Linked DNA regions of Homo sapiens: all the other regions are linked to region 1. A link is a loop called in an ENCODE intact Hi-C map of the cell type or tissue named here. Cell type or tissue: Caco-2. All regions are shown on one strand.

Region 1 (8,000 bases):
GACTTTTTAATAATAGCCATTCTGACCAGCATGGGATGGTATCTCATTGTGGTTTTGATTTGCATTTCTTTGATGATTAGTGATGATGAGCATTTTTTATATATTTGTTGACAGCTTGTATGTCTTCTTTTGAGAAGTAACTGTTCATGTCCTTCGTCCATTTTTTAATGGGATTATTTGGTGTTCGCTTGTTGATTTGTTTATGCTCCCTATAGATTCTGGATATTAGGCCTTTGTTGGATGCATAGTTTGTGAATATTTTCTCCCATTCTGTAAGTTGTCTGTTTACTCTGTTGATGGTTTCTTTTGCTGTGCAGAAAGAAGCTTTTTACTTTAATTAGGTCCCACTTGTATTTTTGTTTTTGTTGCAATTGCATTGGGGGACTTAGCCAAAAATTCTTTGCCAAGGCCAATGTCAAGAAGAATATTTCCTAGGTTGTCCTCCAGGATTTCTATAATTTGAGTCTTACATTTTGAGGGTTTTGTCTTTGTTTTTGTTGTTGTTTTTAAAAAGGGCTCTCGCTATGTTGCCCTAGATGGTCTCAAACTCCTGGGCTCAAGCAGTCCTCCCACCTCAGTCTCCCAAATTGCTGGGATTACAGGTGTAAGCCACCAAGCCGGGCCTGAGTTAATTTTTGTATATGGTGAAAGACAGGGTTCCAGCCTTAATCTTCTGCATATGGCTAGCCAGTTATTCCAGCACCATTTATTGAAAAGGGAGTCCTTTGACCATTCCTTGTTTTTGCTGGCCTTGTCAAAGATTAGATGGTCATAGGTATGGCTTTATTTCTGAGTTTTCTATTCTGTTCCATTGGCCTATGTGTTTTTGTAACAGTACAAAGCTGTTTTGGGTACTGTGGCTTTAGGGTATTCTTTGAAGTTAGGTAGTGTGATGCCTCTGGCTTTGTTTTTTTAGCTTAGGATTGCTTTGGCTATTTGGGCTCTTTTTTGGTTCCATATGAATTTTAGAATAGTTTTTTCTAATTCTGTGAGAAATCACATTGATAGTTTGATAGGAGTAGCATTGAATCTGAAAATTGTTTTGGGCAATGTGGCCATTCTTATGATATTGATTCTTTCAATCCATGAGCAAGGAATATTTTTTCCATTTATTTGTGTCATCTCTGATTTCTTTTAGCAGACAAAGCTTTCAGTAAGATGCAACATTCCCTCATGACAAAAAAAAACCTCAACAGGCAAGGCATTGAAGGAACGTACCTCAAAATCGTAAGAGCCATCTATGACAAACCCACAGCCAACATCATACTGAATGGGCAAAAGCTCAAACCATTCCCTTTGAGAACTGGAAGAAGACAAGGATGCCCAGTCTCACCACTCCTATCCAACATAGTACTAGAAGTCCTAGCCAGAGCAATCAGGCAAGAGAAAGAAATAAAAGGCATCCAAATAGGAAAAGAAGTCAAACTATCTTTGCTCATGATATGATTCTATACCTAGAAAATCCTAAAGACTGCCAAAGGGCTCATCGAATTGATAAACAACTTTAATAAAATCTCAAGATACAAAATCAATTTAAAAGATCAGCATTTCTACACACCAGCAATATCCAGGCTGAGAGTGAAATCAAGAACACAATCCCACTTACAATAGCCACAAAGAAAATGAAGTGCCTGGGAATACGGCTAAACAAGGAGGTGAAAGGTCTCTACAAGAAGAAATACAAAACACTGCTGAATAAGATGTCTTATACATAGGTCCTTTTAAAAATACGTTTAATCAGTTTGATTACTAAATGTACTTCCATTTAAAAGCACTACTGAATGCCAAGTACTATGGACTGAATATTTGTGTCCTCCCAAAATTCCTATGTTGTAGGCCTAACCCCTAGAGTGATGGTATTGGAGATGGGGCCTTTGGAAAGTAATTAGGGTTAGATGATGCCACGAGGGCAGGGCCTTGGTCTGATGAGATTAGCACCCTTCTAAGAGGAGACACTGTGTGTTCACTCCTTCGCCCAAAGCCCTCTCTCTTCTCTCTCTCTCTCTGTACCTCTGTATGCACACAAAGAGGAGAAGTCATCATGTGAAGACACAATGAGATCATTGCCACCTACAACCCAGGAAGAAGGCCTCCACCTGAACCCAACCATGCTGACACCCTGATCTCAGACTTCCAGCCCACAAAACTCTGAGAAATAAATCCCTGTTGTTTAAGTCATGCAACCTATGGTATTTTGTTATGGCAGTATTATTTACAGTCCTCAGGGACAGCAGAAAAGTGGGAATTTTAAAGTTGTGATTTATCTACATATTTGATTTTATATACTTGCTGTACTATCATTTATTTGAGTCATTAGCAATTTAGAAAGCTTTGTATAGCATTGTTGTAAATAATGATTTATTGAACACCAATTTTGATTCTGAAAGGAAAGAATTCTAATTTTAAAATATAAAGAAAGAAGAAAGGAACACAATTGGATATACAGAGCTTATAAAATACAGCTCATAAAACTGCTGGTCTTTAAGTTTCTGGGATGTGAGAGAGTCAAAAGTGTATATCAAGTACTACTTTCTCTCATTTCTTGTTAGTTTATAGAAAATGTAATTCCTAAAGCTCTACTAGAACAGGTAAGATTAAGTCAAACTTGCCTAAGATCCAAATATCCTTGAATACCTTCTATAAATCTTCCAGAATAGTTTTCTTTGGAAGAGAGGGATTATCTAGGTCAGAAAAATTAATTTAATCCTCAAAAAATTTAAATGTATTCCATCACCTAAACAGCATATCTGGATTTGGCAAAATGCCTCCTTATCTTGCTAGGGATTCAGTCCATAGAGACAAAATAAAAAATGATTCATACCCATAAGCATTCAGGAGCTGCAGAGAGCTACCACCACAGTAAATCAGTGAAATGTCTATTTCCCACAGCTGGAATGTTATGTCAATGTGAGAAATAAAGCCTTGGCCCCTGGAAATCACTTATTTCTTCTCATCTGAATAATACCAGCTCTGTCCAGGGCTCAGCTTTGTACCTGCCTGGGGAATATGATGCAAATCCCTGGGAGGAAATTTTCCCCACTCCAAGAATCATCTCCAGCCACAGAATGATCCCTGGGGTTTCACTCTTGGAGAGCCTTGGTGATCTGGGCTGGAAGAGATGGAAAGGAGAACAGGTCTGGTCACTCATATGGGCTGGAATCTCCTTGAGAGCTGCCCCCTGACAGCCCATGGCATCTTTGGGCAGCTCTGACTCAAACATTGCCATCTTCATACTGGGCAAAAAAAGTCCCTGTACTTTTCACCCATTGTTCCTATTTCTTCCTCTTGGCACCATGCTATTGAAGAGGTCTTCCCCTTTCCTAAAAGGCATTCCACTTGAGAGTGGAAGGTAGACCTCCCTCTGCTCTTCACTCTTCCCTGAACCAAATGTATCCCATTATGTCTAGGTGCCTCTTAAAGAGAGAAGCCCAGAACTACATGTAAAGACCCCAGGAAGCCTGATCCCCATGGAGTCAGATTGGGATTTACACCTCCTCCTTGGTATGTGTTCATATTAATGAAGCCTGAAATTATACAGCTTCTTAAGGCAGTCACATTGTACCATTAATTCTTTTTACAATTTGCATAGAATAACCTAACCCAATTAAATGTATGATTACATTAAGAAGCAATTCCTTTAGCGTGCAAAGGCCCCTAGAAGAGTTTGCACATAACCTTATAGAGAGAAGCCTGCTTCTGAATTGATTTCTCAAACCTATTTTCCCCTGTCAGCCTTCTGACAGTCAGGTACCAAGACAGCACTTGATCTGCGGGAAGAAGAGGTAGATTTTGTGAGAAATGGGGAAGTCAGGTCTATGGGATACCACACAGGACAGAATGAAGGGAAGGAAAGAAACGACACAAAAATAGGAGGTGGGATGGTGTCAAAGGAAAGCTTTTCTATAGCTTTTCCAGGGTTTAAAATTGCCTGAGCCAGCAAATCCACTCTTTACCCTTTTCCTTGCAGTGAATTTTCTAAGAGCAGAAACGCAGTCACGCAGTCAGCCTTCTCAGATGGAAAAGGGATTGTTCCCATTGGTGTGTTCAGCAACTTCAAATTTCACCCCCTATTCTGGCAGGTTCTAAGCCACTCTATTGTCCCTTTAAGGCTTTTAAAAATGATCTTTACTTTTCCCCTAATCAACCTAGTCATAAACAGCTGCATGACTCCTTAGCCAAGCAATTAATCATGGCAGGGATGGGCATGGCGGGGAGGATGGACAAACCAGAAAAACTGCCTAAGTAGCCTGAACAGCAGCTGTTGCATCACAGACTCCCAGCATTACAGAGTTAGAAGAACATCTGAGTCGCCAAACCACTGACTTTGCATGTTTTTCACGGAACACTAGAAAGACAAGGTGCAGTGAGGTGGGGCGACTTTGCTAGAGTCTGGCAACTAGCTGAATAATCAGAGAAAGGAGGGAAGGAAACGAATATATTCTGAGCACCTCCAGGCACAGGCTGGGTGCTTTCCATGTATTTAACTCTCACACTAACCTTGTGAATATGCATTGTAGTATTCTTTGTATAGGTGTGCTCACAAAAGTTAAGCCCACAGACCTTGTCCAAGGTCACACAGTTAATGGGTACATGAATGAGATTTGAACCACCTCAAAGCCCATCATATTTCAATCTTACTACACAGCCCCCTTAAAGCCACGAGAAATGCATCTGCAGTCATTTGTTCCATTTGCTTCTTGGTTTGTTAAACTTTAACGCCACACGCTGAAACCCACAGATGCAACTATATAATCCTATAGCAATGAGAAATATAAAGAGGCAATGTTAGGAAAAGTCTCCATATCAACAATGTTATAGAGCCTGCAAATAAGTTTGCCTCTCCAAGCTAAACAGTCACCATGGAGTGAGCAGCAAGAGAAAACCAAGAGTTCCATATCATGTCTAGGAGCATCTTTTAACACGTTTGCAAACAAATATATCACTGTGGGTTTGTTGCCCAACTTACATCTCATTTCTGTGCACAGAAAAGATGCAACTTAGCCATGTTTGCTTGGCCAGGTGAAGCCTGGAGGTGTAGGTCACATGGGTGGAAAAACACAAAGAGCCAGAGTGAGCTAAGTTTGGAGAGACGCTGGTATCAGTAGACTAGGGGGTGTTTCATCCCCCAGTGAAAACATGGCTGACAGCCCTCCCCAAGGACAGTCTGGAAAGCACAGGTCAGTAGAGAAGCCTCAGGCGAATTAGTAACTATGAAGCAGTAACCAGTTGATTCTAAATACTTATCCCTACAAGGAAAAAAAAAAAAGCAATTTAGTCAGGCCTTTGACACTTACCGATTTCTAGGGCAAATTTAATGGTACATCTGTCTCCTTGTGATTCTTCCTTACTGAAAAACACTAGGATCTCAAACAGTATGCTCACACTATGATATACCCCCTAGCTCACCTGACAATAGACAAACTATGCAAGAAGAAAAAAACTAGAAATCATAGATTCAAAAATAAGATAAATGTCTCTATGGAGCTGTTGCAATGCAAAGTGATCAGGGCTGAGGACAGAAGATACAGGCTACGAAGCCCAAAAGCAGGAGGGGTGGCAAATGGCTCCGTCTCTCAAAGGAAGGTGTCTCAGTCTCCTTGGGCTGCTGTAACAAAATACCATATAGGTAGCTTAAACATGTATCTCTTCACAGCTATGAAGACTGAAAGTCCCAGATCAAGTCTGGCAGGGGTCAGTGTCTGGTAAGGGCTCTTCCTCTGGCTTGCACACAGCCGCCTTCTGTACCATGTCATCACATGGCCTTTCCTATGCACTCATGCCGGGGTTGAAAGAGAGAACACAAGCTCTCTGCTGTCTCTTTTTATAAGGGCCCCACCATTATGACCTCAATTAATCTTAACTACAAATATAGCCATACTAGGGGTTAGGGCTTCAACATATGAATTTTGGAGGGACACAAACATTCAGCCTATAACAGAAAAAAAATGACCTGTGCTTCACTGTTGGAATCAGGGGCAAGAAGAGGACTTGGGTTCCAGGCTCATGAAAAAAGGCCAAGAAACAAAGGTACCAATCTGCTGCCTGAGATGAAACTAGAGCCTCATGATCAGGAATTAAGCCACTGGTTTGTATCATGCCCAATATTTCCATGGAGTGGGAACCCCAAAATACCATCCTAAGACTTCAACCTGGACTAAGAGCCTGAGAGGTCAGATGAAGGCAGGAGCAAAATCATAAAACTCTAGATATGAAAGCAAAGCGAGCAGAAATAAATACAAACCCTCATTGAAGACGACCCCGTAGGCATCTTAATGAAGATTCTTATTTGTTGCCGCCACTGCTGCTTCCAATCATCTTGAGAAGGGTGATTAGGTAGTGTATTGATTTTCACCCTTATTTTAGAATATGTGCATTTTAATGTTATAATTTATCTTTAAGTCCTTAAACTGCATCCTACAAGTTTTGATCTGTCATATGTTCATTATGATCCAGTTCCATTGTCATTTTCTTTGCTACAGGAATTATTTGTGAGAGTATTTTTGATCTCCAAACATAAGAGATTTTGAGTCTTTTTCTGTTGTCTTTTTTTTTTTTTTTTTTGCTCAATTTATGCTGGATTGCAGAGCATGTTCTATATGATCTCAATCCTTTTAAATATGCTGAGACTTCTTTTAAGGCCCAAGGTAGTCTTAAAAAACAACAGCTCCTATGTTTGAAAACTTAAAATGTACTCTTAAATCAGGCATACGTTGAAGACATAATAATGAAATCATAAAATCTTTTCATATAAACTGCAATGAAAATATTGTATATAAAAACTTCTGAGTGCAGTGTAGGTTGTACTTAGAGAGCAATTCAGAACTTTAAGTACATTCATCAAGATCAAAGCAAATAAGAAAAAGATTGAAAATTAAAAATTAACTCAAAGAGTTAGTAAAAGAATGAGAGAAGAAAGTAAATAAGAACAGAGAATATTAAAATAGAAAATTTCTGAGTGCAGTGTAGGTTGTACTTAGAGAGCAATTTAGAACTTTAAGTACATGCATCCAGATTGAAACAAATAAGAAAAAGATTGAAAATTAAAAATTAAAGAGCAAGTAAAAGAAGGAGAGAAGAAAGTAAATGACAGAGAATATTAAAATAGAGAACAAAGAGACAATTGAGAAGATAAACAATCTAAAAACTGTTCTTTAAAATAAGAAAAATCTCTATCAAAAATGATTTTTAAAAAATTCTGTTTTTTGTAATCCAGCATATAAACAGAACCAAAGACAAAAACCACATGATTATCTCAATAGATGCAGAAAAGGCCTTTGACAAAATTCAACAACCCTTCATGCTAAAAACTCTCAATAAATTAGGGATTGATGGGACGTATCTCAAAATAATAAGAGCTATCTATGACAGACTCACAGCCAATATCATACTGAATGGGCAAAAACTGGAAGCATTCCCTTTGAAAACTGGCACAAGACAGGGATGCCCTCTCTCACCACTCCTATTCAACATAGTGTTGGAAGTTCTGGCCAGGGCAATTAGGCAGGAGAAGGAAATAAAGGGTATTCAACTAGGAAAAGAGGAAGTCAAATTGTCCCTGTTTGCAGACGACATGATTGTATATCTAGAAAACCCCATTGTCTCAGCCCAAAATCTCCTTAAGCTCATAAGCAACTTCAGCAAAGTCTCATGATAGAAAATCAATGTACAAAAATCACAAGCATTCTTACACACCAATAACAGACAAACAGAGAGCCAAATCATGAGTGAACTCTCATTCACAATTGCTTCAAAGAGAATAAAATACCTAGGAATCCAACTTACAAGGGATGTGAAGGACCTCTTCAAGGAGAACTACAAACCAACTTACAAGGGATGTGAAGGACCTCTTCAAGGAGAACTACAAACCACTGCTCAAGGAAATAAAAGAAGATACAAACAAATGGAAGAACATTCCATGCTCATGTGTAGAAAGAATCAATATCATGAAAATGGCCATACTGCCCAAGGTAATTTATAGTTTCAATGCCATCCCCATCAAG
Region 2 (8,000 bases), 130 kb before region 1:
ACTTTCAGTTGAGGCACTTTTCACCATTAGTAATTATGCTTGCGTTTGATGATACCCACACCCATACAGTAATTTTTTAGTTACATTAAATAAACTCAACACTTCCTCGTTCTTATTTTACTGAACACGCTTGGGTCCCCTTCCACACTATGGAAGCTTTGCTCTTTCGCTCTTTGCAATGAATTTTGCTGCTGCTCACTCTTTGGGTCCACACTGCCTTTATGAGCTGTAACACTCACCTTGATGGTCTGCAGCTTCACTCCTGAAGCCAGCGAGACCACGAACCCACCAGGAGGAACGAACAACTCCAGACGCGCCACCTTAAGAGCTGTAACACTCACTGCGAAGGTCTGCAGCTTCACTCCTGAAGCCAGCAAGACCACGAACCCACAAGAAGGAAGAAACTCCGAACATATCCGAACATCAGAAGGAACAAACTCCGGACACCAACGCCTTTAAGAACTGTAACACTCACCGTGAGGGTCCGCGGCTTCATTCTTGAAGTCAGTGAGACCAAGAACCCCCCAATTCCGGACAAATATAAGAGTTAAGAAGAGAAACGCTTTGTTTCCTGTTAAAGATTTTGGGAAACTAACTGGGAAACCTAGCAAAAGCCTCCATAATCACATTAGTTTATTTCCTTTAGAAAAATCAGGTATATTTTTAAAGGATGCATGCATTTCCAGTATATACAATAATCCGTTTACAGTGGCTGATTACGGGGGTGGAGGAGGTAAGTAGTAAAACTGGGATTGGAGGCTGGGCGCAGTGATTCATGCCTGTAATCCCAATACTGTGGGAGGCCAAGGCAGGCGGATCACTTCAGATCAGGCATTCCAGACCAGCCTGGCCAACATGGTGAAACCCATATCTACTAAAAATACAAAAATTGCTGATCATGAGGTCAGGAGATCAAGACCGTCCCAGCTAACACGGTGAAACCCCTTCTCTACTAAACATACAAAAAGTTAGCCGGGCATGGTGGCAGGCGCCTGTAGTCCCAGCTACTTGGGAGGCTGAGACAAGAGAATTGTGTGAACCCACCAGGCGGAGCTTGCAGTGAGCCAAGACCACACCACTGCACTCCAGCCTGGGCAACAGAGAGAGATTCTGTCTCAAAAAATAAATGAAATGAAATAAAATAAAATAAAATACAAAAATTAGCAGGGCATGGGTGCGCATGCCTGTAATCCCAGCTATTCTAGAGGCTGAGTCAGGAGAATCCCTTGAACCTGGGAGGAGGAGGTTGGAGTGAGCCGAGATAGCACCACTGCACTCCAGCCTGGGCAACAGAGCAGGACTACGTCTCTAAATAAATAAATAAAAATGGGATTGGTGACGGTATCAATTTTCTATTGCTGCTATAATAAATTACCACAAATTTATTTGCTTACAGTTCTGGAGGCCAGAGATCCAAAACAAGTGCAAATCATGGTGTTAAATCATGGGCTATGTTCTTTTTGGAGGGTCTAAAGGAAAATTCGTTCTTTGTCGTTTCCTGCTTCTAGATGCCACCAGCAACCCCTGGCTCGTGTTCACCTTCCATCTTCAAAGACGGCAATCGCCTCACTTCTGCTTTTGTCAGCCCATCTTTTATTTAAAAGGACCCTGTGATTACACCTGAGGTTAGTCAGATAATCCAGAATAACCTCCCCATCTCAAAATTCTTAATTTAATCACACCTGCAAAGTCTCTTTTGCCAGATAAGGTAAGATATTCTCTTGTTCCAAGGATTAGGGAGTGGACGTCTTTGGGGCTCAGGGGAGAGTGATTATTCTGCCTACCACAGTGATGAAGGGGAAAAGAATAATATACAGCAAGAAAAGAATGCATTAAGAACCAGAGATAATAGCATGCCTCACCTGAAGTTAAAAATTCCATGTTTCCCCAGAGTGCCGACCAGCAATTCTCAGCATTGGCTGCACCCTGGAGTCACCTGAGAAGCTTTAAAACAGCCCACTATCCAGCCAACTCCCTGGACCAATTAAGTCAGAATCTCTGACTAGGCAGCATCAAGACTTTTTAATGCTTCTCAGGTGATTTCAATATGCAGTCAAGTTTGAAAAGCCCTGGAGTATCCACTTAGTGCTTGCTGAAGGCCTCTGCCTGTGGGTTTTTTTTATTCAAGAGGAAGTGCTCCTAGTTGGTGATGGGGCCTGCAGCTCTCCTGGTTGTCTGACTCCTACTTTGGATGTTTTCAACCCAATACTGCTTCCTCCACTCCATAGGAAAAGTCATTCTACCATTCATTCCCTCCAAGCTCTTCCTTCTCCTTGGTCACACCCATGTCTCCAGGCCATCAGGATCCAGCACACCATCTTACTGAATTCTCACCCCTATCTCATGATGTACACTGCTGCCTAAGACCCTTCTACCACCTTCCCAAACCTGCTTCCAAAGGGTAGTAGCAGTGTTCTGGTTTTCCGGAAAGTCCATTCTCACCTCCTCGACCCTGTCTCCCTTTTGCCCCTCCAGCATCCAGGATACCCAAAACAGGACAGAAGTAAGAAACATACAGATGCCTGCAGACCCCGAGGTAGAAATGAGGACAAGGAATGGAAGACAGAAGACAGGTGCAGAGGGAGCTATAAAAATTGAGCAGTCAGTTACAGACTGAGTGTGTTTGTGTGCATCTGTTAAACTACATGGGTGAAAAGTGGAAATCATTTTCATTATTGAAGAACTCCTAGAAAAGCTAACATTTTGTCCCAACTCTGTAACAAATACTACCAAGTAATTTTCATGAACTACTGATTACTTACCAAATTATTAAGCAGCACAAAGATAATTTTTCTGTCACATGAATGTGTGTGTGTGTGTGTGTGTGTGTATCAATAAACATCAGATTGGCAGGGTACAGTGGCTCACACCTGTAATCCCAGCACTGTGGGACGCCTAGACAGGTGGATCACTTGAGGTCAGGAGTTCAAGACCAGCCTGGCCAACGTGGTGAAACCCTGTCTCTACTAAAAATATAAAAATTAGCTGGGCATGGTGGTGTGTGCCTGTGGTCCCAGCTACTCAGGATGCTGAGGCAGGAGAATCACTGGAACCTGGGAGGTGGAGGTTGCAGTTGACCAAGATTGTGCCACTGCACTCCAGCCTCAGCCACAGAGCAAAAAAAAAAAAAAAAAAAAAAAAAATCAGATTAACTTGTCAGTTTCATTTGAGGTGATGCTTACTGTTGCTTATATTGTTCATATTACATATTCACAATTTGGTACTCAGGCTATAGTCATCTACTAACAACTTACAGAACTAATAGGGAACGTTAATTTAACATATCCATAATAATTTATAATACCAATGTCCAAATGCAGGGTAAGTTATAGGCTTTTAATATCATTCAGAATTTTCAGAGCGTGAGGTTCAGTTTTAAAGTCTGTTGTTTGATTTCCAATATATCCAATTAGTGCCAACTGAGTCCTTTCCTAGTCAGTGATTCTTCACAGAGCTTTTTACAAGATTTTATCCAATAAGGCATGACCTGGTCTAGAAACTAGAGTGATTAATTGAAATATTTTCAGTAAACTGCATGTTGCTATTCATAATGTAATATTCATTCTTCCAGCAGGGGGCTCTCTCACCATTAGAAGTACAGAAGGGGAAAGTTTAGGAAAATTATTTGTTCCTTCATTCATTTACTCGTTCAACAAAATGAGTTCTCACTAATCGCCAGACTTTGTGATATTTTCTAGGAATATAGTAGTGAAGGCTTTGTTCTCATGGAACTTAGAATCTGGTATTTCATTTTTGGCCACCTCCACTATAAATGATCTTTTTTTTTAAGTAAAAGTTGTTGTTCCTAGAACATTCATTTGGGGAGGGGGTGATTTTGGTTGCTGAGAAGGTAAGTGCTTTCGAAAAGGCTTTGAGTACACATTACTTTTGACTCTATTCTCCTTTGTGCTCTGAGAAGTGTACTCCTTCCTACAACTAGAAGAGAAATTGTCTCTGTTCCCTGGATAGCCCCTTCTCAGCTCCAGCCAATGCTGGGTTCCAAAAAGCAGTGACTAATCGAGGGGTAGAAGCTTACTGGACCAACAATTTCAAATTTCTAGACTTAGAATCTATTATTCTAAGAGTGATGAGGGAATTAAAAACAATATGCAAGACGCAGGGACTAAAAACATCATCAAATACAATGGTGGTTCAAGAAGCAATTTAAGAAAAATCAAAATTTTTCGGATCACATGTTTGTTTTCCTTCCAAATGAAAATAACATCATTGTGTCTTATGGGGGAAAAGAAGTCTTAAAACTTAGATCATCCACTTTAATAAACTTTAAAATGTGAATGAAAATGTTGTTTAATAAACCACTAAAACATCGACACCTGGGCACATTCAAGAGGTAAAGCATGATGGCAGCTTCCAGTCTTTCTTCTCTACATTTCAGGTTCGATGCAACTCAAAGGCCAGAGGATGTATGTTATTGATCTAGTGCCCAGCCATTCCATTTTGCAGATTGGACATCTAGAGCCCAGAGGGGATGCAGGACTTGTCCATGTCACACAGTAAGTTCTCAAAACATTTTATATTTTAGGCTCAGTTTTTAAAGATTGTGAAATCATAGCATCTTAGAGTTAAAGTGAATCTTGGGAAGTCAACCAATCCAATCTTCTGCCCAAAGTGAAAGTCACTTCAGTAGCTGAAGGATGAAAGGATGTCATCCAATGCAGTGACAGAGAGCTGACTGCCTTCCACTCCTCAAAGGGACCCATTTCTTTCATAAGAAAATCTCAGCATTATGAAAGTCTTACATCAGGCCCAAAGATAACTTCTCATTGTTTCTAGTTTCGTTGTCTGGATTTATATAAAAAGCTGCACTGTAATTATTTAAGAATAACCATCATAAATGCTGTTCTCTTTTCTAAGTAAAACATCCTCATTTTTTCAGCCATTTTCTAAATGCTATAGTTTCTCTTGACATCCTTAACTACATTTCATCCAGCTCTTAAAATTTGATGCGAAATGTGGTGTTACTACAGATAAATCTGACAAGCATTGAGTGCAGTGGGATGTACAAAGATACAAAGAATGTTCATTCCTCAGAAAACATATTCTACCTAGGGATGAGAAAATAAAGAGTACCCCTGAGCAACTAAAAGACAAACTGTCTCTCATGCCATTTCAACTCATTAAAGACTTTTTCAGTTTAGCCGGTTCTTGAATCTAAACAATAAGTATATATAAAACACACAAACTGAAAAAAAAAAAGACATTTCATCCATATGATAACAATACAAATCAACCCAGAAATTCCAAATGCCACCATCTTCCCACCCCAAGTTCCAGGTACTGGGCTCGGGATTAACTGGGTCCAGATGGATCAATAAATACTTAGAAGTTCAGTGTTCTCTTAAAAATTCGCCCTTGTCATCAAGCATATGTGCTCCGTCTCTAGAGAAATAACAATAAGGGATCTTTGGGTTCAAACGATAGGCCTACCTAGAAATCCACAAGGAGTCAACAATGAATATTGCTTCGATTAATAAACACTATTTGGATGTGTTTATGCAAATCAATGAGTGAAAAATACCCATTGCAATAATTTCCAAACAATGTCCAGTTCCTAAAATTAGTTTTAGCTAGTTAACCATGGTAAAAACTAATCTATTGTCCTCAATCCTGCTGAAACTCTTTATGACACTTCAAGCAGCTCAGTACTCTCTCAAAATAGCCCCAGATTGGAGGCCAGAATGTCAAGATGGGCAGATGCTCAGAGTTTAACATGAGCCTCTAACAACCTATGTGGATCATGCATCCTTTCAGGCAGAAACCAGCCACAGGCTCACCTACTGTCAGTGTATCAGGAGAGAGTTTCACAGGCATACAGGGACCATATTCACTGGGTCAAAATTAGCTAACTTATGGGAACAATGTAATAATATGTTTGAATTAGTACCCTCAGAAAATTTAAAAGTCAGGTTTTAACACGTATGCCAATTTAAACTTGGGCATGTTAAGTTTACTAAGATCCTTAAGGCATAAGTCATTAAAATATTGCATGCATACTCAATTTACTGTCTTTGAAGGCATGGGACATAAAGATGATAGTTCATTGTATACCTAGTGCAATCTACTGAGTGTCTTACATAAACTATTTTATTTTGTGTTTGTAACAAATCTTTTCACATAGGTACTTTACTGATCTGCATTCTTCAGATGAAGAAACTGAGTTTTAGAGAAGTGAATTCACTCACCCAAGGCCACTTAGCTAAGAAGAGATGGCAGAACTGGGATTTGATTCCGGGTCTGCCTCTACAGTTTCTGCTGAACACCACTCTTTACAGAGTGTGCCTCTCACTAAGGAAGAGAGGATCTGGATGATGCTCTGTGTCTTCTACCTGGAAAGAATAAAAACTATCTGGGGTGGAAAGGACTCTTTTCCACTTTTGACAATTCCCTTAAACACCAAACCAAATATAAATACCCACTTTCTTAACATTTATTTTTGAAAATCCTAAAATCTCCTTAAAATCAATATTGAGATCCAAATCCATTAGTTTTCCTGCACAGTGGTGGTTTCATGCAATGAAATTTTACAGAGCTGAAGTCAAAAAACTTCAACCTCACCAGATACTACTGTGCATATGTTATTCTCTGAAACTCTACTCCCTCAACTCTGGGATAAAAATAATATTACCAACTCCCTGAAGCTGTTCTACATATTAAATAAGAATAATATATGTTGTATTAGTCCATTTTTATGCTGCTGATAAAGACATACCCAAGACTGGGTAATTTATAAAGAAAAAGAGGTTTAGTGGACTCACAGTTCCACGAGGGAGGTCTCACAATCATGGCGGCGGGTGGAAGGCATGTCTTACATGGTGGCAGGCAAGAGGGAAATGAGAGAGCATGTGCAGGAAACTCCTCTTTATAAAACCATCAGATCTAGTGAGACCTATTCACTATCAGGAGAACAGCACAAGAAAGACCCCCCCTCATGACTCAATTACCTCCCATGGGGTCCTTCCCACAACACATGGGAATTATGGGAGCCACAATTCAAGATGAGATTTGGGTGAGGACACAGCCAAACCATATCAGATGTGAAAAATATTTTACAAAATTCTCTACAAATATTGTTATTATTATTACCTTTCTATTTCTTTCTTTTTTTTTTTGAGACGGAGTCTTGCTCTGTCGCCCAGGCTGGAGTGCAGTGGCACGATCTCAGCTCACTGCAAGCTCCGCCTCCTGGGTTCACCCGCCATTCTCCTGCTTCAGCCTCCCGAGTAGCTGGGACTACAGGCGCCTGCCACCACGCCTGGCTAATTTTTTTTTATTTTTTTTTATTTTTAGTAGAGACGGGGTTTCATCGTGTTAGCCAGGATGGTCTCGATCTCCTGACCTTGTGATCCACCTGCCTCGGCCTCCCAAAGTGTACCTTTCTATTTATTTCTATAATTTTGTACTTTAGTCATAAAATGTAACAATCTAGAATATTTTCATATTTCTACCTTTATCATGGCTAGGCAATAACAAGGTTTCAATAGAGCAAAAGAATTTCCAAATGTTAATTTTCATAGTTTGCCAAACATACAATAAAAAAATGCTTAAACTATATTGCTCCTGCCATTTTATTTTGCTTGTTTTAACAAGTACAGAGAATATTACATTTAGCTAAGAATGATTTCAGATTAACTTCTCTTACATAAAGCAATCAACTTTTATAATATATATGTGGCAGGTAATAAGCACATAAATGTAATTGCTTTTTAAGAAATATTTGTTTTCAGTGTGGGTTTCAGAGTAAGGTGGAAGACTAAATTATATTATTTTAAATGGCCTCAGTCAGCTAAAACTCTCAGTATCAGTAATAGATTGGGAAATGGAAGCATAGTCATAGAAAAAGGAAAATGAATTTTTAAAAGCATTACACCTCAAACTCGATCATTCTTTCCTATAATGAACACAACAGTCTAGTATTGCAATAAAATTAACAATCACATTTCATAGTATTTCTATATATAGTTACACGTACTCTGTTATTA
Region 3 (8,000 bases), 51 kb before region 1:
CAAGGAAGGGATAGGGCCAAATATACTTAAATTCTTCAGTTACTTCAAAACTGGTTCATCTTTTTTTTTTTTTTTTTTTTTTTTGAGGCTGAGTGAGTCTTGCTCAGTTGCCCAAGCTGGAGTGCAGCATCACGATCTCATCTCAGCTCACTGCAACCTCCGCCTCCTGGGTTCAAGTGATTCTCATGCCTTAGCCTCCGAAGTAGCTAGGATTACAGGCGTGTGCCATCACATGAGGCTAATTTTTATGTTTTTAGTAGAGATGGGGTTTTGCCATGTTGGCCGGGCTGGTCTCTAACTCCTGGCCTCAGGTGATCCACCTGCCTAGGCCTCCCAGAGTGCTGGGATTACAGCTGTGAGCCACTGCGCCTGGCCCTAAATTTATTCTTCAGTATTGTATCCCTTTTGATGGTATTACAAATGAAATTTTTAAATTACATGTTTGAATTGTGAACCTTTTATCATTATGAAATGTCCCTCTTTGTCTCTAGTAATTTTTTTTATCTTAAGGCTTCTTTTGTCTGATATAAATATAGTCACTCTACTTCTAATTACTCAACTATTTTTAAAGAAGTATATATGTATATATATTTAGAATAGAAGAGTAGAAGGAAACACTAAGATGTTAACATTAGTTGTATCTAATGTATAGAATTACGAGTTTTCTGCGATAAGTTTGCATCATAATTAGGAAAAAGGTGACATATACATTTTAAAAATATTTTATCTAAATACTTCTGGTTGCAAATAGCAGAGATAGTCAACAAGCAGAAAAGGAATTTTTGAAAAGATGACTGGCCTAGTTGCAGAATCAACAGGAAAAGCTGGGCACCAGGTTGAGAAGAGATTGAGCTGTGGCAACTGCAGGGCTCTGGGTAGCAGGAACTTGTCAGCTTTTTCATCGAGGTGGTGCCCCAGAAATGAGTTCTAACTTCTTATATTCTCTTTTGATCTCTTCAATCAGGATTCAAAATCTAGGAGAGAGTATTCCGCTTTCAAATCTTTGAAATTTGGTGAGGAAAATAAGCATCTCGGTTTTATAATCCCAGGACTATAGAGGACCCTGGGAATGGTTAAGGGGAACAGAAATACAGTTACAATGAATATGATCTAGTATTTGGTAGCACAACAGGGCTACAGTAAATTGTTAACTGTTGTGAACAACTTACTGTTCACATTTGTTAACAATTTACTGTGTAATTTAAAATAAGTAAAAGAGCAGAATTAGAATGTTCTAACACAAAGAAATGATAAGGGCCCTGATTTGATCATTACATATTGTATGCCTGTATCAAAACATCACATACCCCATCTATATATATAACTGTTATGTACCCATAATAATTAAGAATTAAAATTTTAAAAAGCAAGAGGGGACAAATGATTCCCCAAGATGAAATTAGGGTGCTGCCATCAAATGGAGGGAAATAAACTCTGAGAGCTAAAAAGCAACAGAAGTTCACTATAATATGTAACTGTTAATGCAGAATTATAGTTGATAATGCTAGTCATAAAAGTAGCCATCAAAATGAATAAGAAATAACTTTTTTGAATACAGTTATCCCTTAACCATTGTGGCGGGACTCACAGCACTGAAGTTCTCACGCACTGACGTCTCTCCCACTTGACCCTGAATTCCATGTCTTCCATGAAGCAGTTAAATTCATTTAGAAAATGAGGAAATAGAGACTTTTATAATAATACTGAGGAGGACTTTGTGATCATTTAACACTTCCTAAAATGTCATCTCCTCCCTGGTTTACCTAATCAGCCTGTACTTCCTTGTCAAGACTCAGCTCAGGCATTTTACCTCATCCCGGAAGACTTTCTCCCTTAAAACGCCCTCCTGCCACATCCTGTTCTGATTATGGGCCACTCATCCCTGTTACTGTTCTCTTCCCATAGTGTTGTGTTGGCTGAGTTGTCTGACTCTCATACCAGCCAGACTGGCAGACTCTTGTCTTATTTTTCTTTGATTCTCCAGTCCTTTACACAGTATGCGCATATTAAACATTCAGTAAATATTTGTTGAGTGAATGGGTGGATTTGCCAGAGAAGAGGATAAGGCATCCCATCTAGAGCCCGCATGGATAAAGGCATGAAACACAGCAGGAACTGGTGAGAAATTCTGTAGGATTAGAGCATGGAGCGGTTAACTGGAGAAGAGACTGGTAAAGCTGACCAGCGTTAGCCTCTAAAGGACCATATGTGCCAAGTTTAAACAATTCTGTAGGTGTCAGGAACAAGCAGAAGAATGTGTGAGATTTGGCAAGGGGAGTGGGTCAGGACTCTAGAGAATGTGTGGTGAATAAATACTGGCTGGAGCTAGAGCTGGTAAACAGAACCCTCAGATGGTAGGATGTTGTCTCTGGGAGTTAAGAATCAGACCTGGTTTGGGAGCAGATTAACCTACCATGCACCTAGGCACTTTTCCAAGTGCTGGAGTACAGTGGTGAATTACTGCTCCCATGGAGCTTTCATCCAGAAAGGGTAGACAGATGAAACAACATACAGGCACAAAAGGGCACATACACACTCTCAAAACCAGAATGCCGCGTTGCAGATAAAATGTTCCAAGGCAGCACTCTCCAAGTTAAGCGTTCAGAGCAGTCTGGTGTCTGCACTGAATATTTCCCTACAATATCGCAGGGAACCTTCTTATAGTCCGCATCTCAGGCATTTACTGCGAAGTTTTTACAAGTAAAATGACGAATACAGTATTTGTTCTTGATGTATATAATACTGAATGCACTCTACAAAAAGTGTTTCAAATAAGAAAAAAATAATTTGTCACAGGAATACTTTAGCAAAGTGATTTACTTTTTCCCCGTTTCATACTGCACATAGGGATATTATTTTTAAAGCCTAATTAGATAAATATATCTAACTTGCTCAACGTGCTCTTCCTAATCATCTCATCCATGATAGTATAAATAAAAGCCAGTGATTGCCTGGGTTACAATTCTTAGTGCCTGAAAAATAATGTGGCATTTTTATAATTAATCCATAATGTTGCCAACTTGTTTGTTTTTCTGCAGTAGAATAGACTCCACTAGTAAAGGAATTTTTAATTCTTGATGTAAACATTAACCTGTGCCATGTGAGCTAGTCTTACATTCCCTTCCCCCAGTTGTGGGCTCATTTAATGAGCCCTTTCCTCTCTTTTCCAGGGTGCTGATAAGACTGTGAAAGGCCCAGATGGACTGACCGCCTTTGAAGCCACTGACAACCAGGCAATCAAAGCTCTTCTCCAGTGATGGATGGATGGACTGATAACTCCGGAAGAATGACTCTCCTGTGGCCTCACACTGCTGCCTGTCTGTCTGTCACTCTCTATCTGCCAGCTTCTTCAGCTAAATACTTTAAGAGGGGTGAGGGGAGAGAGAAATTCATAACAAATCCGACTACCAGAAAAAAAAAATTGTTTTGGAGGAGGGGCAAAAGGAACCATGATCAGGCTTTTACTGGGATTCCTGATCAAGTAAGCCTCTTCCCTTTCTAATAAAATATACACCTTATACCCAAGGGAGAGCAAAGACAAAATACACCAGTAACATTTGACCTTTTCAGCTCCCTAGCTAATTTATTAGATTGTGTTGAAGGTCTGATTCTACAAAGGCCAACTCTACATATTTGGTAGCCCTAACTGTCTGAGCAGTAGTGGCTGCTGTGATGTAAACTTAGGGTGCTGAGATAAGCAATTAGCTCTAGCCTTCTGCCTTAAGAATGCACTCTACTGGGGATTTCCTGGCATAGTTAAGAGCGCTGCCTATAAGGTTGGTGACCAAATCTTTCCTCGGTGACTTTAAGCTTTATGTGAAAGCTTAGTTAAGGTGAGGAGGGGCACACTCCTAAATTGCTGGATGACTGAACTTTGGATTTTCTCTCCCCTTTCACATGGATTTCATGTCTCTTTAGATAAAACTGACTAGTTTTATTTATAAAATCTTAAGTTTTGGAAGTCTAAAGGAGAAACCATTCCAGTATGCATATTTTTTTCTCCTCTAGATTCATACATTTATATAGCATTGAAACACTTTCAAACTCCTGCTGGTAGTAAAAGGGGATTTAAAAATAGAATCATAGCCATAAGCCTGTTAGTATCATATGAAGAGAGAACAGTTATCTTAGTACCTATGGATTTTCTTTATTTGCTGTTTGAATGGATTGACCTTGGTTATGTGTTGAGAATTAAGGAACATTCTTTGAAATGCCTCTCTCAGACCCATCTTGGAGGCTGATTACTTACTGCACCAAAGCTATCACTGGGGTGAGATTTACTGTTTGGACAAATTTAGCCCCATCCCTTCAAAAATACACTTGTAACCAGGTTTCCCAGAGTTGTTGATAGGCTTCTGCTGAACATATGCCAACCCACCTGCATAATATATTTTTGTTGCTTTTATAAATCATGCATTACATAAAGTGTGACAACTTCAAAATGTATTCTCTGTTCTTGGAATACAGTGCCCTAAAATGGTGTTCTTATGACCTGCAGAAAATATTTACACATATTTCCAAATATTTATTTCATGAGCAGTACAGCTAATTAAAATATATAAGCTTAAATTTTATATCTTACATTTAAAATATTAAGATTCCTTTGACTTGCCATCCATATAAGCTTGCTAAAAATATTAAGACCAAGTCATGCAATAATTGAATGTACCTCAAATTTTTAGGGGAGGGTGGGTTAGGGACTGATACTCAGATTGTGGATAATAATTGAATTGGTTTTTAAAGGCAACATAGCATTCTACAGCAGGGTTAATCTATTATCAAGAACAGTCACCCTGGTTAATAACAAGTTTTACTGATCAGTTGCTGGTTGGTTGGTTGGTTGGCATGTGGGTGTGTGGGTGTATAGGTGTGTGTGGGTGTGTGTGTGTATTTTTCCCCATGAGTCCTTTTTTTAATCCTGTGGCTTTTTCACTTACAACTAGCCTAACCCTGTAATTTTCCTACATCCAAGAAAACAATCACAAAGTAGTGGTTTAAATACTTTGTTGTATTTGGCTAATTTTGCTGTCTTAATGCAGCCTATTAAGAGTTGGGTTAAAAATCAGTAATCAGTACTTTATTACATCACTGAACTAAAATATGGAGACATCCTCATTGAAAATGGAGGGCACTCTATCAGTCTATAACTATCAACGTAGTGCAACAGGGTGTTTTGATACCTTTGTTTTCACCTCTTGACATAATGCTATTTAAAGGCTTGAATTTTTCCCTTTATATAATTTTCACCTTTACTTTCAAAGTGTTTTGTTGTAGTTGGCTATTGCAGAGAGTGCATTGTCCTATCATTCCTAAACCTGGTCTGCTTTCTACATTCATGGTATGGAAACCATGTGATTCTTTGTACAGTTTATCCTGATGTTGCTTGTAATGCAGTAGAGGCTATTTCGCCTTCGCTTTTCTTTCTCGACCTTTTTGTAAACCCTATAATTATGAAGCGATTGCTTGAGAAAATAACATATAAACATAGAATAGAATAGACTGACCAAGATGGTTCACAGTTTCTTTTTTTAACTAGGTTATTTATAATGTATTTCTGAACCACTTGGCAGACAAATTCACAACACTTAATGTTCATATTTTGAGTAAAGGAAGCTAAAACCATGTTTGCTTTCTGGTACTACATGCATTAGCGAAAGGTTAAGTAAGTTTTGTTCTCCACTGAAGTAATACTTAACATCTCAGAAAAAATTTTGCATGTTCTGTAGTTTTGTATTAAATCAGTCATTTCATATGCACTATATCAAGTACAAACAGGTAGTTTACCTGTTTATAGTAGTGTACTAACAAAGTCTCCCTTGCAGCTTCAGACTGTTATCTATAGGCTTATCGTTCAAATACAGCACTTGAATATCCCAAGTAGTTCTTCTACGCATAGCTCACCTTTCTAAACCCAGTTAAGCATGGAAGAGAGGTAGTAGGTAGGTGCAGTGTGTGGAAGCTGCAAACAAGTAGGCCTTTTATTCATTGATATCTTTTCCCAAGTACTGGATTTTAAATCTGTATGTATCTGTTTGATTTTTTTTTCTAATATTTCAGTTGAGCTGCTGTTTTCTTCCATGCAATATTGTATACTCAATTGTGTATAGAAGAAGCTGGTGAGAGTGCCCTCCTACATAAATAAGCAATTGCAGTGTTTTGCATGCAAAATATAAAAAATTTAAATTGTCCTGATTCTATTTTGTAAATGGAGAAACAATCATATCTTTCTAAGCGGTAATGGAGGAAGACTAGTGCTTTGTGCATTTTGATATATTTGAGTTCATTTTTTCCACAATGTCATACTTTTGACGCAGTTGGGTTTCTCATAAGTATCCTAGTTCATGTACATCCGAATGCTAAATAATACTGTGTTTTAAGTTTTGTGTTGCAAGAACAAATGGAATAAACTTGAATTGTGCTACAGCTAATGTGTCAGCAGCATTTTTCTCAGTTATTATCACCTTCCTTTTGTAGTCATCTCTACAACTATACCAGAAGCTTGATTGACTCAAACATTTAGTTAATCTTATCCCACTTCTAGAAAAAAATGAGTGGAGGGAAAATAAAACATAAAGATTTAATTGAAATAAACCTTACCAGTCTTTGAAAGGATTTGCTTTTGTGTCAGTCTCCTGACATTGTTTTACTGTAACTTCAGTAACGCTCCTGGTTGACGGGGAGCAGGGTGTAGCCAGCACATCCCAGATCGTCAGGATCTTCAGGGGGCTTGAAGAAAATGGAGTCGTGGTTAAACCTCTGATCCTTTCATTGCTCATCTAAGTTGCTCCACATTTCTTGGAGATCTGCATTTCCCAAACTCAACTACGAGCACTTTTTTAGAGTGTAATTTTCAGGATGAGTGATCACTTTGAACCTTAAAACTGAACAAAATTAAATACAAAATCAGTTTGATTGTGTTGTAATCTTGTTAGCACCAGAAGACTATTGCAGTTTACTTTTAGTGATAGAAAAAAAATATATATGTGCAGATACTAAGTTACAGCAAAAGCTGTATTTTAGAACTTTCACATTGTTGACTGAAGTATAAATGGGGACCATGTACGGCTTTAGGTGGAAGTGATTACAGAAATTTTTTTAAGTTCTCATTTTAAGAATTGGAATCTAGGACCGGCGCAGTGGCTCACGCCTGTAATCCCAGCACTTTGGGAGGCTGAGGCAAGGAAGATCACTTGAGCCCAGGAGTTCGAGACCAACCTGGGCAACAGAGGGAGACTGAGTCTCTACAAAAAATTAAAAAACAATTAGCTGGGTATGGTGGCAAGTGCCTGTAGACCCAGCTACTTGGGAGGCTGAGGTGGGAGGATTGCTTGAGACTGAGAGGTTTGAGGCTACAGTGAGTGAGCTGTGTTTGTGCCACTGCACTCCAGTCTAGGCGACAAAGCGAGACCCACTCTGAAAAAAAGAATTGGGGTCTGTAAAGAAAGTTTAAATCTGGTTAAATACATTTTAAAGGGAATAGAGTCCCCTTATATAATGATTGAAGAACAGACCAGCATATGTGGATGGAAGGCACACACCTGGTGGAAAGAAGGAGCTTAGAGGGAAATTAGTTTGCCATTAGAGAATAGCTGTCATAGGACTTTTCATGCAGCACAGTATACCAGACCACCATAAGATTTTTTTTTTTCTCTTTCTGTAGCATCAGTGATTCTCAAAATGTGGTCTCTACACCAACAGCATTGCCATAACCTGGAAGCTTGATAAAAATGCAAGCTTTTGGACGCTAGCCAAGACCTACTGAATCAAACTCGGGCTGGACCCAACAGTCTATGTTGTAACAAGCCCTCTAGGTGATTCTGATGCGTGCTGAAGTTTGAGGACCATTGAATAAGACCATAAGAGCAAGAAACAGTCAAATAGCCTATAAATAGATGCCATCAGGCATGACTTCCTAAAGAGAAAGTAAATGGAAGCCTTTAACATGTGAAATGTAGCAAAACTGGCCAAGTTTTGAAGCTCCAGATGTCCAGGAAAATCTT

The links. A loop is a pair of places that touch in the nucleus more often than their neighbours do. Peaks named below come from ENCODE experiments on the same cell type or tissue, not always from the same donor. Only the 100,000 strongest peaks of a DNase experiment are listed, where the experiment ranks them.
Region 2: it touches region 1 in a loop (3-fold over the local background); 3 of 110 quality-filtered maps call a loop at or near these places.
Region 3: it touches region 1 in a loop (4-fold over the local background); 4 of 110 quality-filtered maps call a loop at or near these places.

The regions. Positions count from the first base shown.
Region 1 is chr7:135,874,270-135,882,269 of GRCh38, reverse strand. No RefSeq gene overlaps it. Among named protein-coding and RNA genes, the nearest start is that of MTPN, 99 kb to the left of the region's middle. RefSeq lists a silencer at 4,236-4,285. In Caco-2, no CTCF peak of the experiment used is centred here; a DNase peak (open chromatin) is centred at 4,239.
Region 2 is chr7:136,005,247-136,013,246 of GRCh38, reverse strand. It overlaps a transcript of LOC105375523 not described here. Among named protein-coding and RNA genes, the nearest start is that of MTPN, 32 kb to the right of the region's middle. In Caco-2, a CTCF peak has its summit at 3,583 (motif pointing right); no DNase peak of the experiment used is centred here; H3K27me3 peaks cover 115 bases.
Region 3 is chr7:135,925,183-135,933,182 of GRCh38, reverse strand. It overlaps MTPN (myotrophin), which reads left to right. Exons shown (of 4, transcript NM_145808.4): 4 at 3,171-6,423. The coding sequence ends at 3,257. Among named protein-coding and RNA genes, the nearest start is that of MTPN, 48 kb to the left of the region's middle. In Caco-2, no CTCF peak of the experiment used is centred here; DNase peaks (open chromatin) are centred at 3,232 and 3,682.